Regions from separate parts of the Homo sapiens genome. Here region 1 is linked to region 2. A link is an interaction called in ENCODE POLR2A ChIA-PET data of the cell type or tissue named here. Cell type or tissue: Caco-2. All regions are shown on one strand. Each heading gives the region's core, and the rest is flanking DNA. Links, peaks and the distances in the headings are about the cores only.

Region 1 (2,908 bases), core at 86-2,585, 130 kb after region 2:
GAATACTCACAAATCATTTCCAAATTCTGGAGAAATCAGGTAGAGAGAAACAAATATCCTCCAAATTTTGTTTACAGGAGTACTCAATTTTAAAAGCTGTAAATAGCTCAAAAGAACAGCTTTCTTGACTTTGAAAAACAAAGGATTAGCAATGTTTTAAGCAAAAAGGTAAAAAAGATTACTTCAGTCAATTAATTCCAGTTTTGCTTGACATTTATGAACACATTAGTTTTCCAAGACAATCTTGAAAGTTCTTTCTTCTTCATTTTAATGTTAAAATCTCCAAAGAGCACCTGTTCTATAGCTTATTATAAAACCACCTTTTTTTTTTAGATAAGATCTCATTCTGTAGCCAATGCTGGAGTGCAGTGGTGTGATCTCAGCTCACTGCAAACTGCAACATCTGATTCCCAGGATCAAGCCATCCATCCACCTCAGCCTCCTGAGTAGCTGGGACTACAGGCACCCACCAGCACATCTAGCTAATTTGTTTATGATTTCGTAGAGATGGGGTTTCACCATGTTGCCCAGGCTGGTCTCAAGCTCCTGCACTCAAGTGGTCCTCCTGCCTCAGTCTCCCAAAGTGCTGGGATTACAGGCATAAGCCACCATGCCCAGCCTGTAAAACCACCTTTTAAAAAGAGTTAAAACAAGACAATGATTGTCTGTGGATGACAAAAAGTCTTAAGGCCACCACAGTCAAAGACACAATTGACAAGGAAATGTGTTACCTCTGTGGTATGCAATAATTTAACATAACAATTACAATTATTACTGATAGCATATACTAAGTTATATCAGAATTACAGGAGTTTCACACAGTTTTGGAACACATACCAACAACCTATTTATACAAATACAGTTCAAAGAAAGCCAAATTTTACCTTTGCATTAGAGTACTATTGATGTTAAACCCAATTCTTAATAAAACCTCATAGACAAATCTATCCAATCTTAATTCATTTAACCATAGGTAAGATTCTCATAAAACTTTTATGACCCTTTATAGTTTTCTGTTAAAGAGCAGAACAATGCTCTAAGAAAACTATGTTATGCTTTTATTCCAATGTTCAATTTATGGATAAACTGAATAATATACCCCTTTAATTTTAGCCAATATGTTCACATACAGATTAATCTTTTGCAATCCTTCCACAATTTGCTCAAACCTTTGGCTTTATTTCAACTTAAAACTATCCTTTAACCCTCTAAACGAAGCAAAAAAAATTCACATTCTCATGCCTTCTCTTTTTTGTATTACTTATTTTGTTTTGTTTTGTTTTGCTTTTTTGAGGCAGGGTCTTGCTCTGTTGCCCAGGCTGGAGTGCAGTGGCATGATCTCAGCTCACTACAACCTCCGCTTCCCAAGTTCAAGTGATTCTCCTTCCTCAGCCCCCCGAGTAGCTGGAATTAAGGGTGTGTGCCACCATGCCTGGCTAATTCTTTGTATTTTTAGTAGAGATGAGGTTTCACCACGTTGCCCAGCTTGGTCTTGAACTCCTGACCTCAAGTAATCCACCTGCCTTGGCCTCTCAAAAGTCTAGGATTACATGCATGAGCCACTGCACCTGGCTTTCATGCCTTCTTGTAATCTTTTACCAAAAGCACATTCTACTTTTCTTATACACCTTGCATGGAAAACTGTTTTCTCCAGTAGTCTCAAGTGAATGTTACACAGTTAACTCTTTTTTTTTTCTTTTATTTTTGAGACAGAGTCTCACTCCATCACCCAAGCTGGAGTGTCATGGCATGATCTCAGCTGATTGCAACCTCTACCTCCCAGGTTCAAGCGATTCTCCTGCCTCAGTCTCCTGAGTAGCTGGGGCTACAGGTGCATGCCACCAGGCCCAGCTAATTTTTGTATTTTTAGTAGAGACAGGGTTTCACCATATTGGCCTACACTGTTAACTCCTAGCAACATTTACTTTTTATGAAAAACCTGGTAAGAAAACAATTCTAATTATGTACTAGCTTTGGAGTCTAGGACACTAGACGGAAGTGCAGATAAGGTCTGACTTTTTCCAGCATAGTTAGGGGGCATGACTAACTCTGTATGTGCCCAGGCCTTACCTAGAATTTAATGGCTTTTTTTTTTTTTGAGATGGAGTCTCACACTGTCACCCAGGCTGGAGTGCAGTGGCACGATCTCGGCTCACTGCAACCTCTGCCTCCCAGGCTCAAGTGATTCTCCTGCCTCAGCCTCCCAAGTAGCTGGGATTACAGGTGCCCACGACCACACTCACTTAATTTTTTGTATTTTTAGTAGAGACGGGGTTTCACTATGTTGGCCAGGCTGGTCTCAAACTCCTGACCTCGTGATCCATCCACCTCAGCCTCCAAAGGGCTGGGATTACAGACATGAGCCACTTCACCTGGCCAAATTTAATGGCTTTAAAGAAGGCAAGTTGTAAATTCCTTTCACGAATCTTTTCACAACTTATACAGACCATCTATGACATGGTTGGACTTTCTGACTTGTCCTAAATGTCTGTCTTTTTAAACAACCAGTTATTTTATTTTAGGACAAGAATTTACCATACAAGATCCTTTTTCATACAAAGTCTCTTTTCTTGTAACACTCTTTACCAAAAATACCTCTTTACCTTTATAACTTTTGAATTAGACAAAAGTTATTTTCTTTCTGTTAGGAAGTTATGGTTTGTTGCTGTGCAAGTCCTGTAAAATGGGAGCAGATAAAGAGGTTACCTATATATGGTAGAAGTTATCCCCCACTAAAGTGATTGCTCAGTTAGATTTCTTGTTCAGGCTTGTTTGAGTAAGTGTGGGCTATTTTTTTTTTTTTTGAGATGGAGTCTCGCTTTGTCGCCCAGGCTGGAGTGCAGTGGCGCCATCTTGGCTCACTGCAAGCTCCGCCTCCCGGGTTCACGCCATTCTCCTGCCTCAGCCT
Region 2 (2,908 bases), core at 130-2,629:
GATCCTGTCCCAAAAATAAAATAAAAGAGAGGGAGAAAGAAAAAGTAGGAAGGAAGGAGGGAGGGAGGGAGGGAGGGAGGGAGGGAGGGAAGGAAGGAAGGAAGGAAGGAAGGAAGGAAGGAAGGAAGGAAGGAAGGAAGGAAGGAAGGAAAAACGGCAAGATGGGAAGAGCTATTCGGGCCTCCTACAGCTTAGTACATGGAAGGACCCAGGACCCAAGACCTAAGACCACCTGCCACATAGGACTGCTCCTGCATACCCTAATACAAGTCTGGCTGTCTTTGTCCCCATGGGAATGAACGTCCGCTGCATTCCAGGGGGCAATAAGCTGGACTGTAGACCCCTCAGTGACTGGAAGACACAGGGTTTGACAGACCATGGCTTCTCTCCATGGCCAACACCACTCTTCCATCTCATTCCTGTTTTATACCCCAATGCCCACCCACAGGCCACGAGGACAGAGCCAGTCTCAGGCTGGCCACCCCTGCCGGCGGCTGGAGAGCCCCACTGTGCCTCCGCTTGTCTCATGGAAGGGGCTCACCTGACCGTTTGAACCTCAGCGGCCCTGGCCCGCCACTCCGCAAAGCGCCAGATTCCTCGCACCGGCGGGACTCCTCTCCGAGCTAGCGCGCACCTGGAAAGGGGGCTGCAGGCGAGGTCCGCTCAGGGCGAGGAAGCCCGGCCACCGTGGAGTGTCGGCCACCTCACTCCGCACAGAAGTCAAACTTGTCACCCGGCTGGTCCGCGGCAGCCCGGCTCGCGGTCACGCGCGAGGAGTGGAAGCCCCGAAGTCCGGCGCACCTGGGCAACGCCCGGTGTCCGGGAGCTTCCGGCCGGCCCCGGCCCCTCTCTCCATCGGGGGGTCGCTGCCTGTGTGTGTCCCGGTCCCGCTCCCCGCACGGCTGGAGCCGGCGGGCTGGGGAGGTGGGACCGACAGCGCGCTCCGCAGCCCGGTGCCGCCGCCACTCACCTCTGCGAGCCTCGTGAGGCTCCCAGGCCGTGGTCCGCGGAGCCGCGGCTTCTTCACGGGGAGCCCTAGCGCCGCCTCCAGCAGCGCCGCCAGCAGCAGCACGCAGAGGAGGAGCCCGGCTCGGTCGCGGAGCGCACGCATCGTCTCGGTTCCGAGGCTGCTCTGCCTGCACCTCTGCACGCGGCCGCGAACCCAGTCGCGCCCCGCCTCGCCTCCTCCGGGGGCGGGACCCGGCGATCCTGAGGGGCGCGCGGGGCACGGGGCCGCGCGGGGCGGGGGCGCGCAGCTCGCACAGCCTCTCTGGCCCCGGCTCCTCGCGTGGGCGCCCGCACAGCTCTAGGGTCCGCGCACCTGGACGTCCCCCACCCTCCTCCGAGGGGCCCCTCGGCGCTCCCCGACCCGTCTTGACCCTGTGGGCGGCTCTCTTTGATCTGGCCGCCTCCCCGCCCTCAGTCCCCGCCGCTGTCGCCGTCGCAGCCCCCAGCGAATTCCTGTTCGCGGGAAGCTGCGGCCCGGCGCGCTCCGGCCCTGCGCTGCGACTCCTGCGGGGCCCTGAGGGTCCGACGCCACCTCTGCCCTCCCCGACCGCGCTCCAACTGCGACCTGGACCGGCGGTGCCGCGCGGGCGAGGGAGGCGCAGCCCGACGGGAGAGTGGCGCGAGTCTTCGGATGCCGGGCAGATGTTTGGTTATGCCTCGAGGAAGGTTTGCTGGGGAGGAAGCCTAGAAGTAACTCCCCCAGGGCTCTTCCCAGTCTACTGCCGGAGGTGGAGACCAGAGCAGAGGCACAAGCCAGCACCTGCCATTCTGCACCCAGTGTCCTCGGAATGTTCTCAGAGCACTTTTAAAAACCGGAGAGTCGGCCGGTGGCTCACGCCTGTAATCCCAGCAGTTTGGGAGGCCGAGGCAGGAAGATCACTTGAGGTCAGGAGTTGAGACCAGCCTGGCCAACAAGGTGAAACCCCGTCTCTACTAAAAATACAAAAATTAGCCGGGCGTGGCAGCGCGCACCCGTAGTCCCAGCGGGTGGGAGCCCCGAGGTCCGGCGCACCTGGCCCACACACAGGTGGGAGAATCGCTTGCACCTGGGAGGCAGAGGCTGCAGTGAGCCGAGATTGCACTATTGCACTCCAACCTAGGCGACAGAGTGCGACCCTGTCTCAGAAAACAAAACAGGAGAAAGTTGAGACTCAGATGTGAGGATAAAGTCCCAGAAGGACAGCCGGGAGTCTGGTCGTCGCCTAGTTGTATCCTGGGTGAAACAGTGAAACTGCCCACTTCATCCAGTGGGACCCTTGGTGCAGGGATCCTCACGTAGGCCACGAGGGTCACCAAGATGGCCTGCCTCTGAGCAACCGACACAAAACCTTAGCTTGTGGCAAAGATCAGGAACTCTTGAGAGGCAGTGCCAATCTGGATGGGGCAGCTTGGGAATGTGAACGCAGTGACACCAGGTAGGGGGAGGGGTTGGGACAGGTCGGTGAGGAGCAGTCACAAGGCACTGGGGACATGCCCACCCAGGGGTCATAGCAGGGCGCACAAAGGATGACTCAAGTTTCAGGGCAGGGTTGGTGGATCCCCAGGGGTGGTAGAGAGGATGAAGAGCAAGCCCAGCTACTGGTGTAAACTGCTGGGTCTGGGTCAAGTTAGAGTAAGACTGTGGGGGGACTGTGTGCTTTTCTGGAACTACTCCTATTCCCAGGGGCACAGCTGCAGGGTTTTGAATGGTGCATCACAGGGATGACAACCTGGGTCTGGATTCGGCCATGGGGACTGGAATCTTTCACCATTTACCAAGTAGGTGATATTATTGGACAAATTATTTGACGTCTTCGTGCTCTTGTCATCTGTAAAAGTGTGGGGGCCCGGGAGCAGGAGAGGTTACCCCTCTCACCTGGGCACCAAGTGTGAGAAGTGTGAGTAAATGAGAAGTAAATGT

What was found. Peaks named below come from ENCODE experiments on the same cell type or tissue, not always from the same donor. Only the 100,000 strongest peaks of a DNase experiment are listed, where the experiment ranks them.
Region 1: POLR2A ChIA-PET joins it to region 2 with 7 read pairs; 2 of 35 experiments call an interaction of 5 or more read pairs at or near these places.

What each region holds. Positions count from the first base shown.
Region 1 is chr14:77,631,926-77,634,833 of GRCh38, forward strand. No RefSeq gene overlaps it. Among named protein-coding and RNA genes, the nearest start is that of SPTLC2, 17 kb to the left of the region's middle. In Caco-2, for the core only: no CTCF peak of the experiment used is centred there; no DNase peak of the experiment used is centred there.
Region 2 is chr14:77,497,683-77,500,590 of GRCh38, forward strand. It overlaps ISM2 (isthmin 2), which reads right to left and starts at 1,134. Exons shown (of 7, transcript NM_199296.3): 1 at 971-1,134. The coding sequence starts at 1,111. RefSeq lists silencers at 618-677, 718-927, 1,198-1,387 and an enhancer at 1,758-1,817. In Caco-2, for the core only: no CTCF peak of the experiment used is centred there; DNase peaks (open chromatin) are centred at 620, 1,109 and 1,689; H3K4me3 peaks cover 1,728 bases.